Linked DNA regions of Homo sapiens: region 1 is linked to region 2. A link is an interaction called in ENCODE POLR2A ChIA-PET data of the cell type or tissue named here. Cell type or tissue: OCI-LY7. All regions are shown on one strand. Each heading gives the region's core, and the rest is flanking DNA. Links, peaks and the distances in the headings are about the cores only.

Evidence for each region. ChIA-PET counts read pairs that join two places held together with the same protein. Peaks named below come from ENCODE experiments on the same cell type or tissue, not always from the same donor. Only the 100,000 strongest peaks of a DNase experiment are listed, where the experiment ranks them.
Region 1: POLR2A ChIA-PET joins it to region 2 with 9 read pairs; 5 of 35 experiments call an interaction of 5 or more read pairs at or near these places.

The regions. Positions count from the first base shown.
Region 1 is chr5:181,110,791-181,125,942 of GRCh38, reverse strand. It overlaps OR2V1 (olfactory receptor family 2 subfamily V member 1), which reads left to right. Exons shown (of 4, transcript NM_001258283.2): 4 at 618-2,821. The coding sequence starts at 639. The coding sequence ends at 1,586. It also overlaps the pseudogene LOC729707. Among named protein-coding and RNA genes, the nearest start is that of OR2V1, 13 kb to the left of the region's middle. In OCI-LY7, for the core only: no CTCF peak of the experiment used is centred there; no DNase peak of the experiment used is centred there.
Region 2 is chr5:181,161,355-181,176,506 of GRCh38, reverse strand. TRV-AAC1-3 (tRNA-Val (anticodon AAC) 1-3) reads right to left here and starts at 6,897; the gene lies at 6,825-6,897. TRV-AAC1-2 (tRNA-Val (anticodon AAC) 1-2) reads right to left here and starts at 12,353; the gene lies at 12,281-12,353. TRV-CAC1-4 (tRNA-Val (anticodon CAC) 1-4) reads right to left here and starts at 2,857; the gene lies at 2,785-2,857. TRL-AAG1-3 (tRNA-Leu (anticodon AAG) 1-3) reads left to right here and starts at 2,382; the gene lies at 2,382-2,463. It also overlaps the pseudogene TRL-AAG7-1. RefSeq lists silencers at 2,752-2,831, 8,544-8,633, 12,664-12,958, 14,538-14,880 and enhancers at 3,092-3,231, 5,546-6,275, 6,276-7,006, 14,741-14,910, 15,081-15,152. In OCI-LY7, for the core only: CTCF peaks have their summits at 3,027, 3,228, 8,238 and 8,447 (motif pointing right); DNase peaks (open chromatin) are centred at 2,906, 3,226, 6,868, 8,456 and 2 weaker places; H3K4me3 peaks cover 4,694 bases; H3K27ac peaks cover 3,482 bases.

The sequences.
Region 1 (15,152 bases), core at 2,982-10,981, 51 kb after region 2:
CACAATCTCGGCTCACTGCAACCTCCACCTCCTGGGTTCAAGCGATTCTCCTGCCTCAGCCTCCCGAGTAGCTGGGATTACAGTCATGCGCCACCACGCCTGGCTAATTTTGTACTTTTAGTAGAGACAGGGTTTCTCCATGTTGGTCAGGCTGGTCTTGAACTCCCAACCTCAGGTGATCCACCCGCCTCAGCATCCCAGAGTGCTGGGATTACAGGCGTGAGCCACCGCGCCCAGCTTGATCTTTCCTTTTTGTAACACATGTAATGATCTCTCAGGCATGAAATAGACCAAGGCATGTTAGAGACAGTTGACCAAATCCATGTGACCCCAGCTAAGAGGCAGTGCCATGTGGAAAGCCTGGGCTTTGCTGGCCAAAAGAGAATTGTCCAACAGTCCTGGGTCTCATGAAATGATCCTATGTCCACTCTCTGGGTATGGATATGCACAAATACAGATGTGTAGTCCAATTCCAGAGCTGGCAGAGGTCCTGTCACCTGTGTCACAGGAATACGAGTGTCCTCCTGCATCTCTCAGAGCATACGCTGTTGAACTGAAGAATTTGGAGCACAATAGAGACATGTCACTCAATCTTATAATTTCTCTTATGTTCTCAGGTGACAGTGAACAACTAAGCCATGGGAAGATGGGTGAACCAGTCCTACACAGATGGCTTCTTCCTCTTGGGCATCTTTTCCCACAGCCAGACTGACCTTGTCCTCTTCTCTGCAGTTATGGTGGTCTTCACAGTGGCCCTCTGTGGGAATGTCCTCCTCATCTTCCTCATCTACCTGGACGCTGGACTTCACACCCCCATGTACTTCTTCCTCAGCCAGCTCTCCCTCATGGACCTCATGTTGGTCTGTAACATTGTGCCAAAGATGGCAGCCAACTTCCTGTCTGGCAGGAAGTCCATCTCCTTTGTGGGCTGTGGCATACAAATTGGCTTTTTTGTCTCTCTTGTGGGATCTGAGGGGCTCTTGCTGGGACTCATGGCTTATGACCGCTACGTGGCCGTTAGCCACCCACTTCACTATCCCATCCTCATGAATCAGAGGGTCTGTCTCCAGATTACTGGGAGCTCCTGGGCCTTTGGGATAATAGATGGAGTGATTCAGATGGTGGCAGCCATGGGCTTACCTTACTGTGGCTCAAGGAGCGTGGATCACTTTTTCTGTGAGGTACAAGCTTTATTGAAGCTGGCCTGTGCAGACACTTCCCTTTTTGACACCCTCCTCTTTGCTTGCTGTGTCTTCATGCTTCTCCTTCCCTTCTCCATCATCATGGCCTCCTATGCTTGCATCCTAGGGGCTGTGCTCCGAATACGCTCTGCTCAGGCCTGGAAAAAAGCCCTGGCCACCTGCTCCTCCCACCTAACAGCTGTCACCCTCTTCTATGGGGCAGCCATGTTCATGTACCTGAGGCCTAGGCGCTACCGGGCCCCTAGCCATGACAAGGTGGCCTCTATCTTCTACACAGTCCTTACTCCCATGCTGAACCCCCTCATTTACAGCTTGAGGAATGGGGAGGTGATGGGGGCACTGAGGAAGGGGCTGGACCGCTGCAGGATTGGCAGCCAGCACTGAACCCCAGAGTCTGGTGCCTGCTGTGCCCCTTCTTGCCTGTGTCACATTGGGAAGTCACTCAACCTTTGTGAGTGTCTGTTTCCATTCACCTGTTGATGGTCATTGGATGGTTTATAGGTTTTGGCCATCATGAGAAAAGCCATTATGAACATTTCTGTACCAAAAAAAAAGGAAAAAAAGATAATCAGGACACTCGTGCTCTGAGGGATTTTGTAAAGATCACAATGTGTCAATCTAAAGCTCCATGAAGAAGCAACGGCTGCTATTATTGTCATTGTTGATTGTTTATGACATCCTTGGACTAAATTTACTCTATTTTTTATTTTCTTTATTTTATTTTTTGTGTTTTTCTGCCCTTTAGTGCTATATTTCTTAATTCTTCTTGGTAATAGCTGTCTTTTATTGGATGCTTACTAAGTTCTAGGTTCCTGTTCCTTTTCTATTCTTTCTAAATTATTTAATTGATGACTTAGACTAACAAATGTGGATATCTTAAGTGGAAACTTTCTAAATGGCAGAAATTGAGTCCCTATAACTCTTTTTGGACAGTTCTTTGCCTTTTTCTATGTTCAATTAGAGGCTTTATAAAACCTCCTTTAAGTAATAAAAATAAATCCCTGCAGTTTAGTAGTTATCCTCGTGGGGGGAATATCTTGTTTTTTTGTGTGTGTTATGAAAGGAGGATATCTTGGGCCCCCAAAATCACGAGGATAAAGGGAAAAGTCAAGGTGGGAACTGCTCAGGGCAAACCTGCCTCCCATTCTTTCAAAGTCAGCCCTCTGCTCACTGAGATCGATGCAGCTTCTGATTGACTCCTTTGGAATGTCTCATCGGAAACTCAAAAGACTGCAACCATTTGTCTCTCACCTACCTGTGACCTGGAAGCCCCCTCCCTGCTTCGAGCTGTCCCCGCCTTTCTGGATGGAACCAGTGTATTTCTTACATACATTGATTGATGTCTCATGTCTCCCTAAAATGTATAAAACCAAGCGTGCCCTGACCACCTTGGGCACGTGTCGTCAGGACCTCCGGAGGGCCGCGTCACGGGTGCACGTCCTCAACCTTGACAAAATAAACTTTCTAAATTAACTGATATCTGTCTCAAAGGTTGGGGGTTCACAGTGTATTACCAGTACCAGACCCTGTGCCTTATAAGTAGCAGTTGCTCAATAAAACATTATTGAATGAATGCAAGAAGAGAGCATCAAGTGAGGTAATATAAATGGAAGCATTTTAAAAGCACTGTTCACATGTCAAGTTTGCTGTGGCAGCTGTGATTCATTTTAGCACTTCAAGTTCTTTAACGGTTTAAAACTGTATCTCTCTTGGAGCATGAAGACTGGAAAAGAAATAAGGAGATAAACTGAGCCATTATTTTGAAACTTATATATCAGTCAGGGTCCATTTAGGAACAAAATCACGTCAGTTATTTTAAGAGAAAGTTTAACATAAAGAATTGCTGGCCAGGCACGGTGGCTCACACCTGTAATGCCAGCCCTTTGAGAGGCTGAGGCAGAGGGATCACTTGAGGCCAGGAGTACAAGACCAGCCTGGTCCTAGCTACTGCAGTCCGAGCTACTCGGGAGGCTAAGGAGGGAGGACGGCTTGAGCCCAGGAGTTCAAGGCTACAGTAAGAGAACTGCACCACTGACTGCACTCTAGCCTGGGTGACAGAGCGAGACCCCGTGTCTAAAAAAACACAAAAATTAAACAAAATTGCTAACCAGATGTTGGAGAACTGAATGGCCAAAACAAGAACACTAGGGATCCTTGGAGCTCAAACATCTGGGGGCAGGCAGTGACCATGGCATCCCGAGCTCAGCAGAGGCCCTGGAGAAGCATCTCCCTGACCTTGGAGGGCTGCCTGGCCCTGCCTTGTGGTACCCCCGGAGCACGGGGGCCGGCGGGGGAGAAGAAGCGGCCTCCAAAGCTGGGCCCAGGCTTCCGAGGAGCAGCTGCTGTGTGGTTGCTCCTGACACTCTAGGTGTTCAGAGAGGGCCTCAGGTCCCGGCTGCTGACGCTTGGGGGCCAGTCGGCTGCTGCGTGTTTTTCTAAGGGCAGGATGAGACGAGTGCGGAAGTGTGAAAGTAAAATCTGCAGCATGGAGCCAACTTCCAGGATGAAGAAACATTGCTGGGACGATTTTGACAGGAAAAAACAGGAAGTCATGAGGATTGGTTTCTTTCCGCTCCTGCTGGCTGACAGCCTCCTTCTAGTGTCCTCCTGGCGGAGACTGATGGGCCCCGACAGCAAATCAGCCCTAGCAACACAATTCAGATGACAGGAGTGTGGGCTGCAGGCTGAGGCAACTGCTTAAAAGCGGGTGCAGGTCCCTCCTGTGGCCATTCAGTGTCCACACAGCATTTCACTCACAGCTGAACTTCCACTAAACAGCAGGGACATTTTGCTTTTCCTAAGAATGTGTCCGCGTCCACACACGCTGCCCTTTGGCAGCCGTGGCACCGCCTGTGGGCACTGTCATCCCTCATGTACAGTCACGGTCTTGACTGAACGGTGGGCACTGTCATCCCTCATGTACAGTCACGATCTTGACTGAACGGTAGCCTCCACCACCAGGGGTATGTAAAGCAATAAGAGGAGGGGGAGAGGACAAATTAGCTTCCACACAGGGACACACGCACACACACCCCAACATGGCAATTGATCATGAAGACATCATTGGTATTTAGAACCTTCTTCTTCACTTTGGATTCCCTATGTCCTTTGCCCCCGTCTTTCCAGGGTCTTGCTTCTGAACTGACACTGTAAAAGAGTTGGTATCGTAATGAGAACACCTGCTTCCGGGCGATGGACTAACACAGGACCTGTCAGCTCCACAGACATAAGCCCATCACTGCCCTTCTTCTGCTAGAAAACAAGTTCCTTGATCAGAAGAGATGCTGTGCAGAACACTCTGGGGTATCTGAGGCATTCTGCACATAGATGGCGGTGCTGTCAGATGTGCGTGGGCAGGGAAGGCAAATTCAAATCTAGAAAAGGTGTCTATCGCAGTGAGGTCAAATTGCTATGCCGTTCATGACAAAAGGGATCCAATATAAAAGCCTGCTTCTAGGAGGCTAGTAGCAAAAGGAAAGGTGCCATGTTGGGGCCCAGAATGAGTTTCTGCTGATGGAAGGTTGGCCACTCAGTGGTAGTGGTAACCAGGTCAGCTTGGTGAGGACCCATCCGTGTTGGTGCACCTGTGGATAACCTCTGTCCCTACAACCGCAACCACTTTGTCCATAGTCCACTGAGCAAGCATCTGAGTTGTTCCACAAAGCATGGTGTTCTATGGCATGTTAAGATGATTAAGATCTCTGTGGATTATATTGCGCAGGAGGAGAAACGATGGAGTCCTGAGGCAAGATTGTTGAGACGCACTGTTGTGGTCCTGGAATGCACACAGCTGCTTTTTGTGGGCCTTACAACTTGTTACAGAGGAAAAATAGTTTTTCATGTCAATAAGTGCATACTAGGGCCAGGGGTGGTGGCTCATGCCTATAAACCCAGCACTTTGGGAGGCCAAAGCAGGTAAATCACTTAAGGTCAGGAGTTCAAGGCCAGCCTGGCCAATATGGTGAAACCCCGTCTCTACTAAAAATACAAAAATTGGCCAGGCGTGGTGGTGGGCGGGCGCCTGTAATCCCAGCTATTCCGGAGGCTGAGGCAGGAGAATTGCTTGAACCCGGGAGGCGGAGGTTGCAGTGAGCAGAGAGTACACCATTGCACTCCAGCCTGGGCATCAGAGAGAGACTGGATCTCAAAAAAAAACAAAAAATCTGAATATTAGGTATAAAAAGCTATGCTGCTTTGTTCCACTAAGGATGAGCACATCTGTAACAGCCACTGTGGTTTGAGTCACCGTCTGATTAACTGCACAATAATGCACAGTAATTTTCCATCTGGGTCATGGGCAATAATTAATTTTAGAATTATTTTTAAATGAATATATACTGTAAGTCTTCTCAACCTTCACCCAAATGCATCTGTGATCATCTACTAGAGCAACCATGCATAGGAGAAGAAAAAATATTCAAAGCTTTTAGGAATTAAAATTATTCTCTATTAACTTTTTCAAAAAAAAAGTCCACCTGGAAAACCTGCTGATCAAACAAGGCCAAGTTTATTCCTTATGCAGTAAAGGTAAACACCACCATGACCACGTTCTGCAGTATTTCAGAAGTGGAAGATCAAGGGTAGATGTGTATGAGTGTTAGGATCTGGATTTGAGAAGTTGGAAGTGGCTTGGTGGGCATCAGATGTGAGGAGTCTTAATGAGAAAACAGTTGTCTGATAAGCAGTATTCTGGTTTTGTGCCACTGCACTCCAGCCTGGGTAACAAAGCGTAACCCTGTCTCAAAAACAGACAAACAAACAAATTACAGGATGAGAAGTGTGAGCCATCCTCCCCGGCTGAAATTTAAAATATTTTAATTTTTACAGATTGGGTCTTTCTTTGTTGCCCAGGCTGGAATGCAGTGGTGCAGTCATAGCTCTCTGCAGCATCAAACTCCTGGGCTCAAGTGATCCTCCCACCTCCGCCTTCCAGGTAGCTGGGATTACAGGCATGAGCCACCATGCCTAGCTTAAAGCAAGTTTTCATATTCACACAGGCAGGAAACACTGACCACCTGATTGGAATGAAGATTTGTCACATGTATGATGCAAAATCTCCCCATAAGTTGAATGAACAACTTGATGGGAAAGGATTTGGTAAGGAAGTTGGAAAAAAAAAAAACTTGCCTGTGAATATTTTAAACCATTATTATAGAAAACTTTAAGCATACACAAAAGGGAAGCAAGTATTACAAAGTCCCATGTCGCCTCACACGCAAAAGGTTCCCGGTTCAAAACCAGGCAGAAACGGCTCCTTCCGCTTTTTCCTTCATTACTTCGCATTTGTGACATTAGGGACTAGAACATCCCACTGCTATCTCCACCTGGTTACAGAGGCGCAAGGAGAAAAAGGCATCTACACCGTTGCCTTCCCACATCAGCCATCAGCACCTTTGAAGAACTGAGCCCACCTCACTTGCTGTGGACACTGCAAGGATGACCTCGGCACAGAGCCCGCCCACTCCACAGCTGCACGCTGCCAGATGGAATCCCAGACCTGCTCTGTGACTGCAGGTGAGCAGGGACCTTAGAGATCATTTAATTCACCCTCTCATTTTGTTGATGTGAAACAGGCTCAGAGATGGGAATGGCTGGCCTGTGGTCACAGAGCAGGTCCCTAAACTGTGCCCTGGACCCACGTTGGCACAGCCTCCAGGCCCATGCAACACTGGAACTGAATCCAAATGGATTTCCAAAGGGCAAAGGCAAAGCTAACCTGGTTGCTTCTCCTGGATTCATTGGAACAACCAGCCAAGCAGCCCCAGAAGATCACTTCCTTCCACCTTTTGCCTAAAGTGGCACAGGATGGTCCCATTTGTGAAACCCTCCAGAGCCTCCCTTTGCCATCTGGACTCTGCCTCGCTGCTCAGCTGGAGTCCTGAGGCCTGAAAGACATTGCTAGCGCTGAAGTGCGTCCCCCTCAAAATTCATATCTTAGAGCTCCAACCACTAGGACCTCAAAATGTGACTGTTTTTGGAGATAGGGTCTTTAAAGAGGTGATTATACAAAAATGAGGTCACTAGGGTGGGCCCAAATCCAATTTGACTGGTGTCCTTATAAGAGGAAATTTGGACAGAGCCATTCTACAGGAGGAACCAGGACCTCCAGGGGTTGTGAAACTCAAACTCTGAGAGCCAACGGAGGAGCTGACCTGCCCAGGCGGCCCCTGCAGAGGGCCAGCACGCTCAACACCACGACCCTCCTGCAGCCCCGCGTGCTCATCAACAGAAGCTTTTCTCTCCTTAGATTATAGAAGACAGCTGTAGAAAATAAAAGCCAGTGCCCCCATCTCCTCAAGGACCAGGACTTTGCACATTACACACAAAACACAGCAGCACACATTGGCCCCTCCTGCAGACTCACACTATTGGGTGGATGCGCCCATGTTGGCCATAAACTGGATCCTATGACGGATCCTCATTTCGTTTCTGTAACATGCACTTTTCGTTTTTTAAACTCATCTGTTGGCAAGGTCTCTATTCCGGCAGTTTTGGATTGGATGACTTCCATCACGCCCCTCCCAGCTTCAGTCTCATGGTGGTTGCTCATCTCCTTCATTTACTTGGCATCTCCTTAAATTTACTCATATGTTTATCATTTATACAATTACTTTAGCTTAATTACAAGCAACACTAGCAAGAACTTCAAGTTTCAAGGTGCAAGTTACCTGCCCGCCAAGGCTGCATTAAAGCCTTATGTGAACATTATTATGCTCTGGGCCACAGGAATCATTTTGCACACTGCAACGGTCACTCAGCTGATCCCTGGGAAACACTAACTGCCTCGCTGCTGTGTTTGGGGGTCTGTTTTTATGGTTTAGCATTCCCTAACAGCTTTATTGGGGCACAGTTCAATACAATAAAATCCACTCATTGTAAGTTTACAGCTCAATGATTTTTAGTCACTGTATACAGTTCTGCAACCATCACCACAATCCACTTTTAAAACAGTTCCTTTGTCAGAAAAATTTCCTGCATCCCCATCTGCAGCCAACCCTGGCTCTCAGCCTCCAACCTAGACAACCAGTGATCTGGTTTCTGTCTGTATTGATCTGCCTTTCCTGTAAATTTCATATAAATTCCATTCATATAAACGATATGAGTGGAATTGCTATGTTGTAAGTTTCACTTTGCTATACCAAAAGGTTAAGCATACGGTTACTATACAACCCATCAACTCCAGTCCTCGGTATATACACAAGAGAATTGAAAACGTGTTTATGTAAAGAATTGTACTCAACTGTTTATGGTATCATTGTTCATGATAGCCAAAAAGTGGAAACAACATAAATGTCCATCAATTGATGAATGGATAAACCAAATGTGTATTGAAGCGGCCTCGTTGTCTGGGATAATACTCGAGGTTCATTGTCTCATGGTGATGGAGATCAAGGATGTGAACACACAAAGAGTGAGATTAAAAGCAGAAGATTTTTGTTTGTTTGTTTTGTTTTGTTTTTGAGATGGAGTCTCACTGTCACCCAGGCTGGAATGCAGTGGTGCCATCTCAGCTCACTGCAACCTCTGCCTCCCGGGTTCAAGCAATTCTCCTGCCTCAGCCTCCCAAGTAACTGGGATTACAGGCGTGTGCCACCACGCCCGGCTAGTTTTTGTATTTTTAGTAGAGATGGAGTTTCATCATGTTGGCCAGGCTGGTCTCGAACTCCTGACCTCCTGCCCACCTCGGCCTCCCAAAGTGCTGGGATTACAAGTGTGAGCCACCACACCTGGCCAAGAGCAGAAGTTTAATAGGTGAAAGAAAGATAACCACTCTGCTACAGAGAGGGGTCTCAGAAAAATGGGCTCCTGGATCCACAGTGAAATGCAGGGGGTGTTACTGATGAGCTGGTGAGGAGGTGGTGTCTGATCTACATCGGGCGAGAAAAACTGGGTGGACCAGGCGTGCCATTTGCATAGGCCACAAATCTCTGGTAGTCCCCATACTAATCTTTTATTACGCAGATGGGTTCTCTGCCTGAGCTGCCCCGTGTTCTCCATTTCTTTTCTTTTCTTTCTCTTTTTTTGCTAGTTTGTGTAATAATTTTACTGCATAAGAAATTACAGAGATTGCATAAATCATTAGGTCAACAGCATGCAGAGAACAACAAAGCAAAACATTGTTTGGATCAAATAAAAAACAGCAGGAACAACTCAATTCTTAAAAATACCATAAATGTGGCTCCATTTGAGAGAAAATTTTGCATTTTCTGGATAGAGTAATTTCTGTAGTTTCATTAAGCAAAAATGGAAAACAGCTTTTCAGTTAAAAACACTCAAAAGCAACTTGCACAGATGTGTTGCCCTCTTCACCCTGGATGTAACAAACATAAAGATGTGAGGCTGCCTGCCCTTGCCTAAAGCATGGCTTGAACTTTCTATTGATAGTAATCGATTATGCATAACCACCTATGTATTGAAATTGTGCAAGTCAGAGCATCCAAAACTACTGCAAGAGTCAATTTCTTCCTGTGGGGAACAGCATGTAGCTGTACTACATGTTAAAATTTCCATTCCTCGTTCGATTATTTGCCCTATTCCAGACATAAAAATACAAATAAATATTTTCTTACAAACGAAGTTCACAGTATATTGCTTTAAAAAAAGAGAGATTAAAAAAACAAGAATCTTAATTTGCTTTTTCATTAAATAAAAATGCTAACATACAGACACATTCAATATTTATACAAATTGTAGGAGTCAGTCTATCCTTTCTTGGTCATAATTGAAGTTTAATAGTGCTGGTCCATACACGACAAGGCTCAGATCCCAAATGTACGTTCAATTCTACTAAAAGTTGCTCAAGATAATTTTTTTCTCTTTTTCTGTTTAATTAAAAAAGACAATTTTGGAATTTTAGAATTACATTTGAGTTGTCTGAAAAAATACAATTTCAATGAAAAAATCATATCAAGCATTCAAGAGTATATTGCTGGTGCTATCATCTTTTTGCGCCGAAAAAAATCAATAAAATCACATGTCTGAGACTTTTAAATGGTTAAATGTAACCACATACTATTAAAGATATGCTCATGCACACACACACTCAGACTCCAAACATGAAGGAAAAAGGATCAGCGTCTTTCTGTTGCATTTGCATTCTCCTTAGTTCCTGATGCCGTGGGGTGAAGCTGCAAGGAGACTTCATAGCGTTTCTTGGCCGAGTCTAGGTGTCCCCAGCGATGATAAAGCACAGCCAAATTACCACGGTAACTTGAAGCATTTGGATTTGCTTTAATTGCCTTGAGGAGTCAGGCTTCCGATTCCTTGTATTTCTGGGATTTCCCCAGCACGTTTGCCAAGGAGAACACGAGAGAGTGATCATCAGGTATTAATTCCAGCGCGTCTCTTCCAACTGCCTCGGCTTGGGCTGCACTACCTGGGTCGTGAGCAGTGTAACCACGTTGTTCCAGGCCAGGCTGCGCGCTGGTTTCAGCTCGGTGCATTTCTCCACGCATTGAAGGCGTCCACCTGGCGATTGAGATCAGCAGACGCCGGAGGCTGTAGTAACGGTCTGGGTATTTCCTTCTGTTTACTCGCCGTCGGGTAACTTTGCTTGGCGGTTTCAAAGCGTTTCAGGCTGCTCCGCGCTATGCCTAGACTCATCCACGCAGCAGCAAAGTCTGGCTGCATTTGAACAGCCAAAGACAGCAGCTCCTCAGCTTCCTGTAGCTCATTCCTTTCTTTTAAGACATTTGCAAGATTATTCACGGCATGAACATACTTGGGATTTAAGCTTACAGCTTCCCGGTGGTATCTGATGGCGCCCGTCTGGTTGCCTTTAGCAGCCAGGTTTCTGCCGATGTTGCAGCGAACCTCAGCACTGAGGGGACACACAGACACAGCGCCTCTGAAAACCGCCCCTCGCTCCGCCACTCGCCGCCGCGCACCGCGCATCTCAGCCTCTCAGCATCTTGCTGAGTAGGATTCCCAGCACCACGGCAGCGATGAGCTTCTTTTTCTCGGTGTGTTTGCGCAGGCTCCGAATCCAAAAAGCAGCATCACACAGCACCCCACGCTCGGGACCACGAAGCCCGCTCGGAAGAACAGGTTACTTGCGGGGAGAAACGGGATAACGAGCAATCCCAGGCGCAGAGTAAGGATCCTTCTCTGGTGGCCGTCTGCAGAGCACAGGGCTTGGCGTATGAGGCCAACTGGGCGGAACCAGAGCGCTGCAAATGCAGTTACCCTCCAGTCGCTGAGGGACTTCATGAGGGGGCTGCAGCCCACTGACCAATCAAAACACAGCCACCAGGGACGCAGCAGCAGCAGCCAGGCATTCAATGAATAGGAGTAATTGTCGTTTATGGCCCTCGCCAGCACGCGGTCAGCAAAGGAGGCCCAGTTGTCCTCCTCGGTGAAGGCCGGCGGGCCCGGGCCTATGATCCTCCAGCGCACGGAGAGCATCCCAGCCCCTCCGGAGGCGAGCAGGGTCATTCTGAAGAGGAGTCCCGGTTCCTGAGCATGCCAAGATTCTCTCATGACTTGTCCTTATGTGGTACCTTCTGGACAATTTCCAGAACATTGAATTTGCCTCTCACCAAGATGTCAAACACCACGTTCCAACCCAGCACGGTGATCCCTTTCTCTTTGCACAGCATGGCCACTGCTCCCAGAAAGATGCTCAGCAGCACCCAGAAGGTGGAAGAACGTGCTGCCTCCTTATTACTGTCTCTAAATGCTTTACAATAGCCACGGAAGGATAGCAAGAAGAACAGCGTGTTGCCCAGGTGGAAGAACGTGCTCCCTCCTTGTTACTGTCTCTAAATGCTTTACAATAGCCACGGAAGGATAGCAAGAAGAACAGCGTGTTGCCCAGGTGGAAGAACGTGCTCCCTCCTTGTTACTCTCTCTAAATGCTTTACAGTAGCCAGGGAAGGATAACAAGAAGAACAGCGTGTTGCCCAGGTGGAAGAACGTGCTCCCTCCTTGTTACTGTCCCTAAATGCTTCACAGTAGCCACGGAAGGATAACAAGAAGAACAGCGTGTTGCCCAGGTGGAAGAACGTGCTCCCTCCTTGTTACTGTCCCTAAATGCTTTACAGTAGCCACGGAAGGATAACAAGAAGAACAGCGTGTTGCCCAGGTGGAAGAACGTGCTCCCTCCTTGTTACTGTCCCTAAATGCTTTACAGTAGCCACGGAAGGATAACAAGAAGAGCAGCGTGTTGCCCAGGTGGAAGAACGTGCTCCCTCCTTGTTACTGTCCCTAAATGCTTTACAGTAGCCACGGAAGGATAACAAGAAGAGCAGCGTGTTGCCCAGGTGGAAGAACGTGCTCCCTCCTTGTTACTGTCTCTAAATGCTTTACAGTAGCCACGGAAGGATAACAAGAAGAACAGCGTGTTGCCCATTTCTTTATTACTGTACATGTGGTAACCAAAAAAGGGAGGATGGAGCCTCCGTGTGGGACATGTCTGGCCCTTTTCTACTGGCACGGCTGCCAGCGTTCCCCTGTGCAGGCTTCCAGCTGGCTTATCTCTATGTTTCAAGCTCTATTTTTCAGGCTGCTTTTTGTTAGAAAAGAAATGATTTTGGAGGCTGCTTTTTGTTAGAAGGGAAATTCTGCCAAGGACTCTTTTGCCCTCACTATCTGCCTAAATAATTTCTTTCTACCTCCCATATCAGTATATTCACACGATGCAATTTTTTTTTTTTTTTTTTTTTTTTTTTTTGAGAGAAGGCTTCACTCTGTTGCCCAGGCTGGAATTCAGTGGTGGACTCACAGCTCACCGCAACCTTAAACTCCTGGGCTCAATGTTCCTCCCACCTCAGCCTCCCAAGTAGCTGGGACCACAAGTGGGAGCCACCATACATGGCAATTTTTAAAATGTTTTCATAGACGCAGTGTTCCCCACCCCCCGACCCGCCACCCAGCAGGCTGAGTGAAACGAGCCTCTCCAGTACCCACCCATGAAGGGGGTCAAAATCAAGGGAACAATCCCGTCTCATCAGCAGGTCTGAGTTTTTTTCCCAGTTCCAAATTAAATCAGCCCCCTTTGCGGGTGAGACTACTGGTTTTCAAGGCCGGCCCAGCCTAGGATATCAGGGCAGGGTGCCAGAATGACAGCAGCTCCAGGCAAGAAGGCTGCAAAGTCCTGCTGTTCTAACTAGAAGTTCTGGCAGCTTTTTATTATGAGTATATGTTTCTCCATTTGATGATTTGCCTTTGGTCAATTTTGAGAGCTCTGAAATGATCGCTCTTGACAATTTTGTCCCATTTTATACTTTTGGGTGTGGGAACAGATTTGCCAGCTTCTGCCCTCTGCCATGCCTAGAGGCCCACACTTCACTATTTTTGAGTGTATAACGTGGATAGACCATGTGCTGTGTACCCACACCCCTAGTGATCACATTTGAATTGTTTCCTTCCAGGTTTCCTATACTATGGTGATGTAAGGAACAACCATACATGTCTTGGAGCATATATATAGATGTTTCTGCCATGAAAGCATAATCTTTGAAACATTAACAACACATATACATACTGTGTATCTCATCAATATGTCATGTACTTATACAGCAAACACACGCAAAGGCGTATAGCTCATTGATGAGGGAATTGTCAGGATGGCGAGTCTGAGTCACGGGGAGTTAGAGAAGTGGGGTTATGCACTCAGGGAGGAAGAAGGATGGATACAAATGCTAAGTTTGATACAAAACAGGTTAATAAATTCCAAGGCAATAAACCTGTAGCTGCTGGGCTATCTTTTATACACAACAAGAATCATTTAGATCTCAACCCCACAGGGCTACACCTTATCATCCAATGTCTCAGTGAATTTTAACAAGTAGTAAACAGCAAGTCACAGAAAGCTACCTTCCCCTGGGGCTGAGGTTCTGCACGCAGCAGCAGCATCTCCTGGGAACTTGTTAGAAATGGAAATTCCTGGACCCCAGCCCAGACCTAGCAAACAGACTCTGAGGGGGAGCCCAGAGATAGGCGTTTTTATTTATGTTTTATTTTTTTGAGACAGGTTCTCCTCTGTGGCTCAGGCTGGAGTGCAGTGTCACAATCATAGCTCACTGCCGCTGTGGCTAAGTTTTTCTTTTATTTTTTGTGGAGACTAGGTTTTCCTCTTGTTTCCCGGGTGAGTCTTGAAATCCTGGCCTCAAGGGATCCTCTGGCCTGGACCTCCCAAAATGCTGGGATTTTAGGCGTGAGCCACCGCGCCTGGCCTGAGATTTTAAGTATCTTAACACACTCTCAGCCAGGTGTGTGGCTCATGCCTGTAATCCCAGCACTTTGGGAGGCTGAGGCAAGTGGATCACTTGAGCCCAGGAGTTCAAGACCCACCTGGGCAACATGGGGAGACCCCGGTCTCTATGAAAAATACAAAAATTAGCCAGGTGTGGTGGCAAGCAGCTGTGGTCTCAGCTACTGGGGAGGCTGAGGCAGGAGAATTGTTTGAGCCTAGGAGGTCAAGGCTGTAGTGAGCTGAGATGGCAACACTGCACTCCAGCCTGAGGAGAGCCCCCTGCAGTAGGGAGGGGGCTGTTGCAGTAGGAGGTCCATCCTTTGACAGCAAGAACCCCTGTCCCAGGCTACAGAAAGGGCTTCACATTTGCAGGGAGGCGTCAGCAAGGCTAGAAAGACCGCGGCAGGTGGGGCGGGATGAGCAGTGACAGATGGGACAGTGCACCGGGGAGTGTTCTCCTGAAACTGAGATTCTGAGGAGGGGCTGTTAGAGGGGTTCCCATGCTGCTCAAGGTGGGCCAAGGTCACAGCCTGTGGGGAACCAGGAAGCCTGACTAAAGTATGGACAAGTCAACAGGCATTTTATCCAGATTGGTCAGTGCGGACAAACAGTTCAGCTAGTCACTCATGAGTTGAAGATCGGGAATTTGGAGGGTCTGGATCTGGCCTCATCGTTGGTCAACAGGGGTTCACCATCCTGCCTTATCCATGTGGCAGGGGAAAGGCCTACAGGAGGGTGGGGCATTTCTTCTATTT
Region 2 (15,152 bases), core at 2,872-10,871:
GACAGTTTACAGATGCCATGGCAATGCCAGGAAGTTACCCTATATGGTCTAAAACAAGAAGGAACCCCCAGTTCTAAGAATTGCCCACCCCTTTCCTGGAAAACTGATGAATAATCCACCCCTTGTTTAGCATATAATCAAGAAACAGCTATAAAAATGGACAACAGCAGCCGTTGGGGGCTGTTCTCCCTGTGGAGTAGCCATTCTTTTATTCCTTTATTTTCTTTCTTTCTTTTTTCTTTTCTTTTTTTTTTTTTTTTTTTTTGGAAAGGAGTCTCGCTCTGTCGCCCGGGCTGGAGTGCAGTGGCGCGATCTCGGCTCACTGCAACCTCCGCCTCCCAGGTTCAAGGGATTCTCCTGCCTCAGCCTCCCGAGTAGCTGGGACTACAGGTGCCTGTCACCACGTCCGGCTAATTTTTTTGTATTCTTAGTAGAGACGGGGTTTCACCATGTTAGCCAGGATGGTCTCGATCTCCTGACCTCATGATCCACCTGCCTCGGTCTCCCAAAGTGCTGGGATTACAGGCGTGAGCCCCCGCGCCCGGCCTCCTTTATTTTCTTAATAACCTTGCTTTCACTTTATGAACTTCCCGAATTCTTTTTTTCGGGGGGAGATGGAGTTTTGCTCTTGTCACCCAGGTTGGAGGGCAATGGTGTGATCTCGGCTCACTGCAACCTCCGCCTTCCCGGGTTCAAGCGATTCTCCGGCCTCAGCCTCCCAAGTAGTGGGGATTACAGGCATGCACCACCATGACCGGATGACTTTTGTATTATTAGTAGAGATGGGGTTTCACCATGTTGATTAGGCTGGTCTCGAACTCCTGACTTCAGGTGATCCACCCACCTCAGCCTCTCAAAGTGCTGGGATTACAGGCCTCCAAATTCTTTCTTGCTCGAGATTCAAGAATCCTTTCTTGGAATCTGGAATGGGACCTCTTTCCAGTAACATTATGGTGAAAAAGCCTCCTTAAGCTTTGGAAGATGACAAGGATATCACCCTCACCATTTGTATTTCACGGAGTACTGGAGGTGAGAAAAGGAAGCTAAAGGCACAAGACAGGAAAAGCAGAAGTAAGACAGTCATTATTAGCAGAGAAAAATGATCCTGTATGTAGAAAAATCTTGAGTAATCTTAAACAACAAAACAGACTGGGCACAGTAGCTCATGCCTGTAATCCCAGCACTTTGGGAGGCTGAGGCAGGAGGATCACTTGAGCCCAGGAGTTTCTTTTCTTTTTTCTTTTTCTTTCTTTCTTTTTTTTATTTATTTATTTTTTTTGAGACGCAGTCTCTCTCTGTCGCCCAGGCTGGAGTGCAGTGGCGCCATCTCTGCTCACCGCAAGCTCCAACTCCCCGGGTTCACGCCATTCTCCTGCCTCAGCCTCCGGAGTAGCTGGGACTACAGGCGCCCGCCACCACGCCCGGCCAATTTTGTTTTTGCATTTTTAGTAGAGACGGGTATTCTGGTAACCAGGCAGGAGAATGGCGTGAACCCGGGAGGCGGAGCTTGCAGTGAGCCAAGATCGCGCCACTGCACTCCAGCCTGGGCGACAGAGCGAGACTCCGTCTCAAAAAATAAATAAATAAATAAATAAATAAATAAAATAAAGCTACAGTAATCAAGATGAATGTTATTGGCATACAGATAGGCATATAGACCAGTGGAACAGAACTGAGAATGCAGAAACAGACCTTACGTTTCTGGCCTGTTGATTTTTTTCTCTTGATAGTTTAATATACTTTTTATTGGCCGGGCACGGTGGCTCACGCCTGTAATCCCAGCACTTTGGGAGGCCGAGACGGGTGGATCATGAGGTCAGGAGTTCGAGACCAGCCTAACCAACATGGTGAAACCCCGTCTCTACTAAAAATACAAAAATTAGCCGGGCGTGGTGGTGTGCGCCTGTGATCTCAGCTACTTGGGAGGCTGAGGCGGGAGCATTGCTTGAACCCGGGAGGCGGAGGTTGCAGTGAGCCAAGATCGTGTCATTGCAGCCTGGGGCACAGAGTGAGACTTTGCAGGACTACGCGGCCCGGAACTGACGGGGTCTGCCCTGGTTTATTTTTTTATCTTTCTTTAAAGTAAAGAGTGCAGAAGGCTTCCCCTCCTCTCACGCCGCCTCCCCAAAGAGGGCCAATGTGGGTGACTTTCTGACTTTCTGAGTGGCCCCCAAAGCAAATTCCGAGGCCTGCGCGTCGCGAATCTTCTCTGCTGGGGCGCTGGTGGAGCCGTTTCCCAGCTGGTGCCTCTGGCCCGCGAATCCTGCTGGAAGGCGGTGGTTCTGCGATGCCCTGTGGATTCGCCCCAACGCCTTGTTGGCCCGGGAACCCTGGGGATGTTTTATAAGGAAGGAAAAGATGCAGGTGAACCCCCGGAGGAAGGTAGCGTGGCCGAGCGGTCTAAGGCGCTGGATTAAGGCTCCAGTCTCTTCGGAGGCGTGGGTTCGAATCCCACCGCTGCCAGCTTGTTGTGGTTTGCCCATTTTGTCCCCCAGTTCCTTGGAACTCTCCCTGGGCCGCACCCTTGCTCGGGATCTGGATTCCATTTGGCAGCGCGCAGCTGTCCAGTGGACGGGCTTTGTGCGAAGTTCGTCGGCGCTGGTGTCCACAGCAAGTGAAGTGGGTTCAGTTCGTCCCAGGTTCCAATGGTTGAGGCGGAAAGGCAAAGGTATAAATACCCTTGATAGCCTTTTTTCCTTAACCAGGTGGAGATAGCGGTGGAGTGTTGTAGGCAAGTCCTCAGTGTAACAAATCTGAGATAATGAGGTAAAAAGCAGAAGGAGGTGTTTCCGCCCGGTTTCGAACCGGGGACCTTTCGCGTGTGAGGCGAACGTGATAACCACTACACTACGGAAACCTGCATGGGATACCTGTGCCATCACAATGAGCCACCACACAGGGCGGTATTTTATTTCTCATCATAATTCAGAGCTTCCTCCATGCGTCCCTTTGAGCTTTGTTAATGAGCATGAACACACAAAAAAAGCACGTTTCAGCACCTGGAAGGCTGAGGCGGGAGGACGGCTGGAGCCCGGGAGGTCCACACTGCACTGAGCTATGATTGCAGCACTGCACTCCAGCCTGGGCGACAGAGCAAGATCTTGTCTCGAAAGAGAGAAAAGAAAGAAACAAGAAAAGGAAGTTTTCATGTGCAATGTGGTGGCATAAGTGGACACGGGAGTCTTGAGAGAGGATGTGGCAGCAACAGTAGGCACGGGGGTTGAACAGCAGGGGCGCGCTGGCACCATTTTCAAAGAGAAGAGACATTTAGAAGAAGCTGCTTGGGGAATATGAGGACACGCGTTCGTGAGTAGAGCTGAAGTTCGTGGGTCTGGAGAAATTGGAGTGGAATGAAAGAGGAAGTAGCCTAAAACACCATTGTTATTGTTCCATTGTTTGGTAGAACTCTAGATTTTCCTAGCAGCCACTGCTGTCGGACATTTAGGGTAATTTCCTCCCACCAACAATGTGCAAGCGTTATGAAGGCTACACCCTTGGCAACATTTGGCACTTTTCATTGATTATTACTTTTTTAACTTCTAGCCATTTATGGGTATGTAGTATTCCTTATGGTTTAAGTTTGCATTCAGCTGATGAGAAAAGATGGGCACTCTTTCATGGGTTTATGGCTCATGTGTTTATCTTACTGTGTGAAGTGTCTCTTTAAATATCTTGTCCGTTAAAAACGAGCAAAGAAAAAAACACATAAACAAACAGAAAACCCCAAGAAACAAAAAACAAAGAACTGGTCTGGCGTGGTGGCTCACACCTGTAATTCCAGAACTCTGGGAGGGCGAGGTGTGCGAATTGTTTGAGCTCATGAGTTGAGACCAGTCTGGGCAACACTGGGACATCATCTCTACAGAACATTCAAAAATTAGCTGGGAGTGGTGGCGTTCACCTGCGGTTTCTGTAGGTACTCGGGAGGCTGAGGTGAGAGTATTGATTGAGCCTGAGAGATGGAGGCTGCAGTGAGCAGAGATCTCGGTGCTGCACTCCAGTCTGGGTAACAGAGCAAGACCCTGTTCCAAGAAAAAAAAAAAAAAAAAAGACTCTCCTATGTCTTTTTTAATTCTGGAAACTCCTAAATTTCAGCTTGTCTGTTTAAGTGTAAATTCTGTTTCATATAATTTTTCTGTTATGGTATGAGTTTGGAATTAAGGTTAATTTCTTTCCCCTATGGATATCCAGCTGCTCCTGAACCCATTTGTTGCAAAGACGCTATTTCCACATTGAATTGCTTTGGTGCCTTTGGTGAAAATCAAATAACTGCATATATGTGGGCCCAAATTCTTTTTGTTCATTTTTTGCTTTTTAATTAAACATTTCAAATAGGCCAGGCATGGTGGCTCACCCCTGCAATCCTAGCGTTTTGGTAGGCTGAGGCAGGAGGATTGTTTGAGGCCAGGAGTTGGAAACCAGCCAGTGCAACATAGCAAGACCACGTCTCTACAAAAAAAAAAAAAAAAAAAAAAAGTTTGCTGGGCATCAAGGCTGCAGTGAGCTGTAATCACACCAGGGCACTGCTACTGGATGCTACTGGATGACAGAGTGAATCCCTGTCTCCAAATAAATAAACAAATAAGTAAATTAATACATCTTTGCATTAGATGAATATGCCGTTTTGTTTATCCATTCATCAAAGAATGAACATTTATGTTGTTTCCAATTTTTTTTTTTTTTTTTTGAGAGAGATTCTCACTCTTGTCACTCAGGCTGGAGTACAGAGGTGCCATCATAGCTCACTACAATCTCCACCTCCTTGGTTCAAGTGATCCTTCCACCTCAGCCTCACAAGCAGCTGGGACCATAGGTGCACACCACCACACCTGGCTAATTTTTGTATTTTTTGTAGAGACTTGGTCCCTATGTTGCCCAGGCTGGTCTGGAACTCCTGGCCTCAAGCAGTCCACCCACCTTGGCCTCCCAAAGTGTTGGGATTGCAGGCATGGGACACCTTGCCTAGCCTTTGTTTCCACTTTTTCGCTATAATGAAAAATGATACCATATATATTTTGTGTACATTTTTTATGTGAACCAAGGTTTTCAACTCACTTTTATATATACCTAGGAGTGGAATTGATGGATTGTATAGTAACCCTATGTTTAACTTTTTGGTATAGAAAGTGAAACTTGAAACTAGCAATTCCACTACCACCATTTATTTATATGACATTTCCAGAAAAGGCAGATGAAAACAGAGAGAAAGCAGATCACTTCTTCTGTACCACTGAGGCCGAGAGCCAGGACTGGCTGCAGATGGGCATGTCGGAAATCTTTGTGGTAACGGAACTGTTTTAAGACTGGATTGTGGTGATGGTTGCAGAATCCTATGCGGTGACTAAAAATCATTGAGCTGTAAACTTACAGTGAGTGGACTTTATTGTATTGAACTGTGCCCCAATAAAGCTGTTATGGAATGCTAAACCATAAAAACAGACCCCCAAACACAGCAGCGAGGCAGTTAGTGTTCCCCAGGGATCAGCTGAGTGACCGTTGCAGTGTGCAAAATGATTCCTGTGGCCCAGAGCATAATTAATGTTTACAGAATGCTTTAATGCAGCCTTGGAGAGCAGGTAACTTGCACCTTGAAACTTGAAGTTCTTGCTTAGTGTTGCTTGTAATTAAGCTAAAGTAGTTGTATAAATAATCAAGATGTGAGTAAATTTACGGAGATGCCAAGTAAATGAAGATGAGCGACCACCGCGAGACTGAAGCTGGGAGGGACGTGATGGAAGTCATCCAATCCAAAACTGCCGGAATGGAGACCTTGCCAATGGATGGGTTTAAAAAACGAAAAGTGCATGTTACAGAAACGAAATGAGGATCCGTCATAGGATCGTTTACGGCCAACACTCAACACCGGCACGTCCACCCAGTAATGTGCGTCTGCAGGAGGGGCCAGTGTGTGCTGCTGTGTTTTGTGTGTCATGTGCAAAGTCCTGGTCCTTGAGGAGATGGGGGCACTGGCTTTTATTTTCCACAGCTGTCTTTTTAAATCTAGGAGAGAAAAGCTGCTGTCGGCGAGCGCTCGGGGCCGCAGGAGGGTCGCGGTGTTGAGTGTGCTGGGCCTCTGCAGGGGCCGCCTGGGCGGGTCAGCTCCTGCGCTGGCTGTCAAGGTGCGAGTTACACAACCCCGGGAGGGGCGGTTCCTCGTCTGTAGAATGGGGTGAGAGCAGCGCCTTTCTTACGGGCGGGTGACCAGGGTCAGAGCAATTAACACCCGCACTAGCACTGGGTACGACTGAAGAAACACTCACGGAATCTACAGCTGTGCCAAGGCAGCTCAGTTCCAGGCCCAGGGGACACAGCACGAAGGAAACAAAACGCACGGATCCTGCTCCCCAGAGGGGAAGGGTGGGGGTGAGGAACAAGGGAAGACCGAGGCCACACAGGCGGACAACGGTGGACGGCACTGCGCGATGGAGCGGGGCCTCCGCCCAGGGAGATGTGGAAGAGGCGGCGCGAGGGCGCACGGGGCTGCAGGGGAAAGGCGGGTGCGGGGCCTGCAGGGGCCGAGCAGGAGGCTGGGGGAGGATTCATTGGAACTCGCCTTGGGCCCCACGCTTGCTCGGGATCTGGATTCCCTTGGCAGCGCGCAGCCGTCCAGTGGACGGGCTTCGTGCGAAGTTCGTCGGCGCCGCTGTCCAGGGCAAGTGAGGTGGGTTCAGTTCTTCCCAGGTGCCTCAGCCGTTGAGGAAAGGCCACGGTATAAATACCCTTGATGGCCTTTTCTCCGTAACCAGGTGGAGATAGTGGTGGGGTGTTCCAGGCTAGTTTTCTTGTAATAAATTTGAAGTAATGAGATGAAAAGCATAAGAGTCTGTTTCCGCCCGGTTTCGAACCGGGGACCTTTCGCGTGTTAGGCGAACGTGATAACCACTACACTACGGAAACTTGCACGCGTTTTCTGGCCCACCACAATGAGCCACCACACAAGGCCGCATTTTATTTCTCATGGTAATTCTGAGCTTCCTCCATGCGTCCCTTCGAGCTTGGCTAATGGGCATGAGCACACAAGAAAAGGACGTTTCAGCACTTGGAAGGCTGAGATGGATGGACGGCTAGATTATCCAAGCAGCCACTGCTGTTGGACATGTAGGTTATTTTCCTCCCATCAACCATGTGAAAGCGTTATGAGGCTACCTCCTTGGCCGCATTTGGTACTTTTCACCTATTACGATGATTATTTTTTAACTTCTAGCCATTCTTCTGGGTATGTAGTATTTCCTCATGGTTTAAGTTTGCATTTAGCTAATGAGGAAAGACGATAAGCACTTTTTCATATGTATGACTCATTTTTTAAATCTTCCCTTGTGAGGTGTCTCTTAAATATCTCTTCCATTAAAAGCAAAGAAACAAAAAACAAACAACCAAAAAATCCCCAAAAACCAAAAACGAGGAACTGCCCTCGCGTGCCAATTTAGAATCTGGCATCTTAAAAAAAAGAAAGAAAGAAAGAGAAAAAACCACGCCAGGCACGGTAGCTCCCGCCTGTAATCCCAGCACAGTGGAAGGCGGAGGTGGGTACATTGCTTGAGCTCAGGAGTTTGAGACTAGCCTGGGCAATGTGGCAAAACCCCAGGTCTATTTAAAAAAAAAGAAGAAGAAAGAAAGAAAAAGGAAAACATAAAACCTAAAGCAAACCAATTTTTCATTTTGAAACAATTATAGTTTCACAGAAAGTGGCAAAGAAAACTAAAGGGAGGTCTCAGGCACTGGTCTTTCCCAGTGATGACGTCTTACATAATTGTAGCACGGTAACAAAACCAGGAAAACGGCATTGGTACAATCCACAGAGCTTACTGGGACCCCTCCAGTTATACATGGATTCGTGTGTGTGTGTGTGCGTGTATGTTTCTCTACACAGCAATTTTATCACGTGTAGCTCCCTGTGACTATCACCGCAATCAGGATACAGAACTGTTCCATTATCACAGCCAGCACCACACTCTTAGAGCCACACACACCCCTACAGCGTCCCTTGTCCTCCAGTTCCTAACTCCTGACAGCCACGAATCTGTTTAATGTCTCTAAAAATTTGTTATGTCAAGAATGTTATACAAATGTAATAATACAGCCCGTGGCCTCTAGCAACTGGCTTTTTTCATTTAGCATAATTCCCTTGAGATCCACTCTAATTGTATCAATACAGTAATTCATTTATTTTTATTGATGAGTAGCATTTCAAGCTATAAATATTCCACAGTTTGTTTAATCATCCACCAGGTGAAAGTCTGCATTGTTTTCAGTTTGGCTATTATATTGCTTTTCTCTGAGATAAATGGTTGAATGCAATTGCTAGGTCATATGCTCAGTGCATTTTTAGTTTCTGAAGAAATGACCAATCTATTTTCAGAGTGGCTGTGTCTTTTCACATTTCTACGAGCCTTCTATGAGATTTGGTTTCTTTGCGCTCTTGCTGGCATTGATGTTATCTCATTTTTTTGAGACACCGGCAGGGGGCAGTAGAGGTGGGGAGTAGGGGGACTGCCCGGGCAGGGGTAAGGGGAGGGTCGCACTGTGCTTCCCAGGCTGCTCTTGAACTCCCGGGCTCAAGTGATCCTCCCGCCTCAGCTTCTGGGATGGCTGAGATCACAGCTTGCACAACTACGCCTGGCTGTTTTTTAATTTTAGCCGTTCCAATAGGTGTATAGTGATAGCTCCCTTTCGTCTTAATTTGCATTTCCTGAATGGCTAGTGCTGTTGGACACCTTATGTACTTATTTGGTACCTTCATTTCCCTTTCTATATAATGTCTCCTCATGTTTTTGCCCATTTTCTAAATGGATTTTTTTCTCTTTTTAGAAATTGTAATAAAATATACACAACATAAATTGCCATTTCAACAGTTTGAAATGTACATGTCAATAGCATTAAGTACATTCACATTCTTATGTAATCATCACCACTAGCCTCAATGTTTTAATCATCCCATATAGAAACAGTATAGTCATTAAACAACAACTCCCTGTTCCTTCCTCACCCAGCCCCAGTAACTCCTGCTCTTCTATCCCTGTGAATCTGACCACACTATTCCTCATAAGTGGAATCACACCATATTTGCTGTTTTGTGTCTGGCTTACTTCAGTCTGTGTAAGATTAAAGGTTCATCCATGTTGTAGCATATGTCCGGACTTCATTCCTTTTTAAGGCTGAGTCATAGCCCATCATGTGTATACACTACATTTTCTTTATCCACTCAATTATTCGATGGACATTTTGGTTGTTTTCACCTTTTGGCTGTTGTGAATAATGCTGCTATGAACACTGCTGTACAAATATCTTTTCCACTCCCTGCTTTTAATTCTTTTGTGTTTATACCCAGAAGTAGAATTTCTGGATCATATGGTAATTCTGTTTAAAGTTTTGAGGGACCGTAAAACTATTTTCTACAGTGGCTGTATCATTTTACAATCCTGTCATTAACTCACAAGGGTTCCAATTCGTTCACGTTCTCACCAACATTTGGTTATTTCCTGTTTTTCTGAAAATAGCCATGTTAATGACTGTGAGGTGGTATCTTCTTGTGGTTTTGATTTGCATTTCCCTGATGATTAATGATGCTGAGCATCTTTCCATGTGCTTATCCCCATTTCTATATCTTCTTTGAAGAACTGTCTATTCTACTCTTTTGTCCTCTATTTTATTGTTTGTTTGTTTGTTTTGAGATGGAGTCTCGCTTTGTGACCCAGGCTGGAGTTCAGCGGTGCAATCTCGGGTCATTGCAACCTCCGCCTCCCGGGTTCAAGCAATTCTCCTGCCTCAGCCTCCCGGGTAGCTGGGACTACAGGCACGTGCCACCACGACCAGCTAATTTCTGTACTTTTAGTAGAGACAGGGTTTCACCATATTGGCCAGGCTGGTCTCGAACTCCTGGCCTCAAGTGATCCACCCACTTTGGCCTCCCAAAATGCTGGGATTACAGGCGTCAGCCACAGTGCATATTTTAATTGGGTTATTTATTTTTTGTTGTTGAGTTGTGGGAGTTTTTCACATATTCTAGATATTCATCAGTTATCAGTCACGTAATTTGCTAGCAGTTTCTCCCATTATGTGGGTTGCCTTTTTGCTCCGTTAATAGTATGCTTTCATGTACCAGTTGGTTGAATGTTTTTTGTTTTTTGGGGTTTTTTTGAGATGAAATCTCAAAGTGAGCTGCCCACCTAGGCCTCCCAAAGTGCTGGGATGACAGGCGTGAGCCACCGCGCCTGGCCTGTTGAGTGTTTAGTCACGAGAGGGTGTTGAATTTTGTCCAATACTTTTTCCGCGTCAATTGCATTTATCGTGTTCTTTCCTTCTTTCACTCTTTTAATATGTAGGATTTTTTCTCAGTGCTGAGTTTTGATTATTCTTTATATAGCCCAGCTACAAGTCCTTTGTCAAATATGTCCTTTGCAAATATTTTCTTTTCAAGTAGTTTTTGTTTTGTGTTGTTTTTGTGTTTTGAGACATAGTCTCACTCCGTCGCCCAGGCTGGAGTGCAGTGGTGCCGTCTCAGCTCACTGCAACCTACACCACCCGCGTTCAAGCAATTCTCCTGCCTCAGCCTCCCAAATGGCTGGGATTACAAGCCTGCACCACCACACCCGGCTAATTTTTGTATATTTAGTAGAGACCGGGTTTCGCCATGTTGGTCAGGCTGGTCTGGAACTCCTGACCTCAAGGGATCTGCCCACCTCAGCCTCCCAAAGTGCTGGGATTACAAGCGTCAGCCACGCACCATGCTTCAAGTAGTTTTTGATAAAAGTGCAAAAGCAATACAATGGAGAAAGGATCGTGTTTTCAACAAACAGTGCTGGAGCAGCCATAGGCCAAACTAATGAACCTTAGCCAAGCCTCACAGCTGAGACAAAAATGAACCCAAAGGAGATCATGGGCTTTAATGTCAGATTTAAAACTATACAACTTCAAAAAGACATAGGAGAAAATCTAGACCTAGAGCTGGGTGAAGAGTTCTTTGACTTGACACCAAACAGGAAAAAAAAAAAGGTGAGTTGGACCTCACCACAAACAAACACTTCTCTGTGAAGACTCTGTCAGGATTAGAAGATGTTTTTGAAGTAAAACAAAAGATCTGGAGAATCATGGGTACTTTTGCAAGAGCAATGCTCTTTAGCCGTACACCTGAAAATTCTGGTGTCAGAGCTTAACCAACCTCTACTCAGGAACACAGTTCACAGCAAAAAAAAAAAAAAAAAAAAAAAAAAAAAAAAAAAAAAAAGGGAATGGATGTACAGGGTTTCTCTCTGCTCTTTTTTTGAGACGGAGTCTCGCTCTGTCGCCCAGGCTGGAGTGCAGTGGCGGGATCTCAGCTCACTGCAAGCTCCGCCTCCCGGGTTCATGCCATTATCCTGCCTCAGCCTCCCGAGTAGCTGGGACTACAGGCGCCGCCACCTCGCCCGGCTAATTTTTTGTATTTTTAGTAGAGACGGGGTTTCACCATGTTAGCCAGGATGGTCTCGATCTCCTGACCTCGTGATCCGCCCGCCTCGGCCTCCCAAAGTGCTGGGATTACAGGCGTGAGCCACCGCTCTTGGCCGGCCCTGGTTTGTTTATCTTTCTTTAAAGTGAGAGGGTAGAAGGCTTCCCCAGCACTCACGCCGGCTCCCCAAAGAGGGCCGATGTGGGTGACTTTGAGTGACCCCCCAAAGCAGATCCCGAGGCCTGCGCTTCTCGAATCTTCTCCGCCAGGGCGCTGGTGGAGCCGTTTCCCAGCCGGTGCCTCTGGCCCAGAGAATCGTACTGCAAGGCGGTGGTTCTGCAATGCCCTGTGGATTCGCCCCAACGCCTTGTTGGCCCGGGGACCCTAGCGATGTTGTATAAAGAAAGGAAATATGTAAGTATACGGCCAGGAGAAAGATAGCAAGGCCGAGCGGTCTAAGGCTCCGGATTAAGGCGCCGGTGTCTTCGGAGGCATGGGTTCGAATTCCACCTCTGCCAACTTGTTGTGATTTCTCCATTTTGTCCCCCCATGGGTTGCAAAAGGAGGATTCATTGGAACTCGCCTTGGGCCCCACGCATGCTCGGGATCTGGATTCCACTTGGCAGCGCGCAGCCGTCCAGCGGACGGGCTTTGTGCGAAGTTCGTCGGCGCCGCTGTCCAGGGCAAGTGAGGTGGGTTCAGTTCTTCCCAGGTGCCTCAACCGTTGAGGAAAGGCAACGGTATAAATACCCTTGATGGCCTTTTCTCCGTAACCAGGTGGAGATAGTGGTGGGGTGTTCCAGGCTAGTTTTCTTGTAATAAATTTGAAGTAATGAGATGAAAAGCATAAGATTCTGTTTCCGCCCGGTTTCGAACCGGGGACCTTTCGCGTGTTAGGCGAACGTGATAACCACTACACTACGGAAACTTGCACGCGTTTTCTGACCCACCACAATGAGCCACCACACAAGGCCGCATTTTATTTCTCATGGTAATTCTGAGCTTCCTCCATGCGTCCCTTCGAGCTTGGCTAATGGGCATGAGCACACAAGAAAAGGACGTTTCAGCACTTGGAAGGCTGAGATGGATGGACGGCTGGAGCCCAGGAGGTCGAGGCTGCAGTAAGCTATGATTGCGCCACTGCACTCCAGCCTGGAAGACAGAGCAAGACTCAGTCTCGAAAGAGAGAAAAGAAAGAAAAAGGGAGAGAGAGAGAGAGAAGCAAGAAAAGGAAGTTTTCATGCCTGATGTGGTGGCATAAGCGGGCATGGGAGTCCTGACAGAAGGTGTGGTGGCGACCTCAGAGAGACGTGAGGCAGTCGAGCTGTCTGGGGTTGACAGTGGGCCTGGGGGTTGAACAGCAGGGGCGCGCTGGCAGCGTTTTCTAAGAGAAGAGACTTTCAGAAGAAGCTGCTTGGGGAATATGAGGCCATGCGTTCGTGAGTGGAGCTGGAGCTTGTGTGCCTGGAGAAACTGGAGTGGAATGAAAGAGGAAGTAGCCCACAACACCATTTTTATTGTTCCATTGTTTGGTAGAGCTCTAGATTATCCAAGCAGCCACTGCTGTTGGACATTTAGGTTATTTTCCTCCCATCAACCATGTGAAAGCGTTATGAGGCTACCTCCTTGGCAGCATTTGGTACTTTTCACCTATTACGATGATTATTTTTTAACTTCTAGCCATTCTTCTGGGTATGTAGTATTTCCTCATGGTTTAAGTTTGCATTTAGCTGATGAGGAAAGACGATAAGCACTTTTTCATGTGTATGACTCATTTTTTTAATCTTCCTTTGTGAGGTGTCTCTTAAATATCTCTTCCATTAAAAACAAAGAAACAGAAAACAAACATCCAAAAAATCCCCCAAAACAAAAAACAGAGGAACTGGCCTCGCCTGGTGGCTGACACCTGTAATTCCATCACTTTGGGAGGCCGAGGCAGATGGGTTATTTGAACCGATGAGTTCAAGGCCAGTCTGGGCAACATATTGGGACATCATCTCTACAGAAAATCCCAAAATTAGCCAGGAGTGGTGGCACACACCTGAAGTTTCTGTAGCTACTCGGGAGGCTAAGGTGGGAGTATGGGTTGAGCCTGGGAGTTTGAGGCTGGAGTAAGCAGAGACGTCACTGCTGCACTGCTGCCAGGACAACAGAGCAAGACCCTGTTCCAAACACACACACACACACACACACACACACACACACACACACACCCCAAACATGTGTCCGCACATGGTCTTTCGTCTGTGCACATGTACCCGTGATGGCCCTGTGTGTCCACATTTCCTCCTCTTATAAGGACACCTGTCAGATTGGATTGGGGTCCACCCTAGTGACCTCATTTTAGTGTGACCACCTCTTTAAAAGCCCTATGTCCAATACAGTCACATTCTGAGGGAAAGAGGGTTGGAGTGCTAAGATGGATTTTGAGGGAAACGTAATTCCACCACAGTAAGACCTTTCAGGCCTGAGATCTCCAGGTGAACAGAACGGCAGGGTCCAAACTGCAAAGGGAGGCTACGGGGGGTTTCAAAAGTGTCACCTTTAGGCTAGAGGTGGGAGGAAGTGATCTTCTGGGGCTGCTTGGCTGGTTGTTCCAATGCGTCCAGGAGGAGAAACCGGGTTGGCGCTGCCTTTGCCGCTTTGGAAGGCCATTCGGATTCATTTCCAGTGTTACACATTTCTGGAAGTGATGCATACCCAGGCCCTGGGCACAGTTTGGGGACCCACTCTGTGACCACAGGCCAGCCACTCCCATCTCTGAGCCTGTTTTCACATCAACAAGATGAGAGGGTGAATGAGATGATCTCTAAGGTTCCTGCTGGCTCTAAACTCTCAGCTTTCCTGTCACTGAGTTTCGCCCTGTTTCTAAGATTTCTGCTGAATATCCTGCCCTTCAGCAGAGTGAGTGAAAGCCAAGATAAAGAGCCAGTTTTCTGGGATGTCCTTCTTACAGGTGGAGAAGGTGGCCCATGTGACAGAGATGGGGCACTCACCCCCAAACGCCTCCCAGCATCCCCCCTGGCATAGCTCTTCTTCCTACCTCTTTGACCCCCTAGAGCCTTGGGCCTGGGGCACAGCAGGAGCTCACAGCTGTCTGTCATGAGAGTCATTCCACCGCTGGCTCAGCTGCTCTGGGCTGGGGCAAAGCTGGCCACTGTCTCAGAAGGACCCACATGGTGTCCCAGAAGACAGGGAGGGCCTTGGGAAGACTGGGCCCTGCTTACTCGTCTCAGGACAGAGTCTGGGTAAGTTGGCCAGAAAAGCCATTGTCATCATTTGAGCTGCCCCAAAGATAAGAGCTCAAGGAGCAAAAGTGCAGATTGGTATAAACTGTCACAGTGTCCTGGAGGGGGCCTCTGAGGTCAGTTGGACAAATGCCCACAGTGTCTTCTGGGGAAACCAGGAGTTGAAGGCTGTGCTGCCTGTGGGCCTCCCCCTCTGCTGTAGTCTCTGGAGGGAGGAGTGGGTGAGGAGGTTCCTAATCTGGGTCCTATCTGGAACCTCTTTCCTCCTGACTCTAGGTCCTGAGTTTAAGACACCGGTTTTCCCCTCTCAGCAGGGGCCAACTGGACTCCTGCATTCATTTCCGCTCAGGATTGGTCTGCACAAGGCCCTTCTTTAGCCTTTAAACTTATCCATGCCTTTAGGCTCATTTATCTGTTCCCTGCTATGCACACACTCAGTCATCCCCACCCCCATGTCTGCTGTGTGAGCAGGGCTGTGC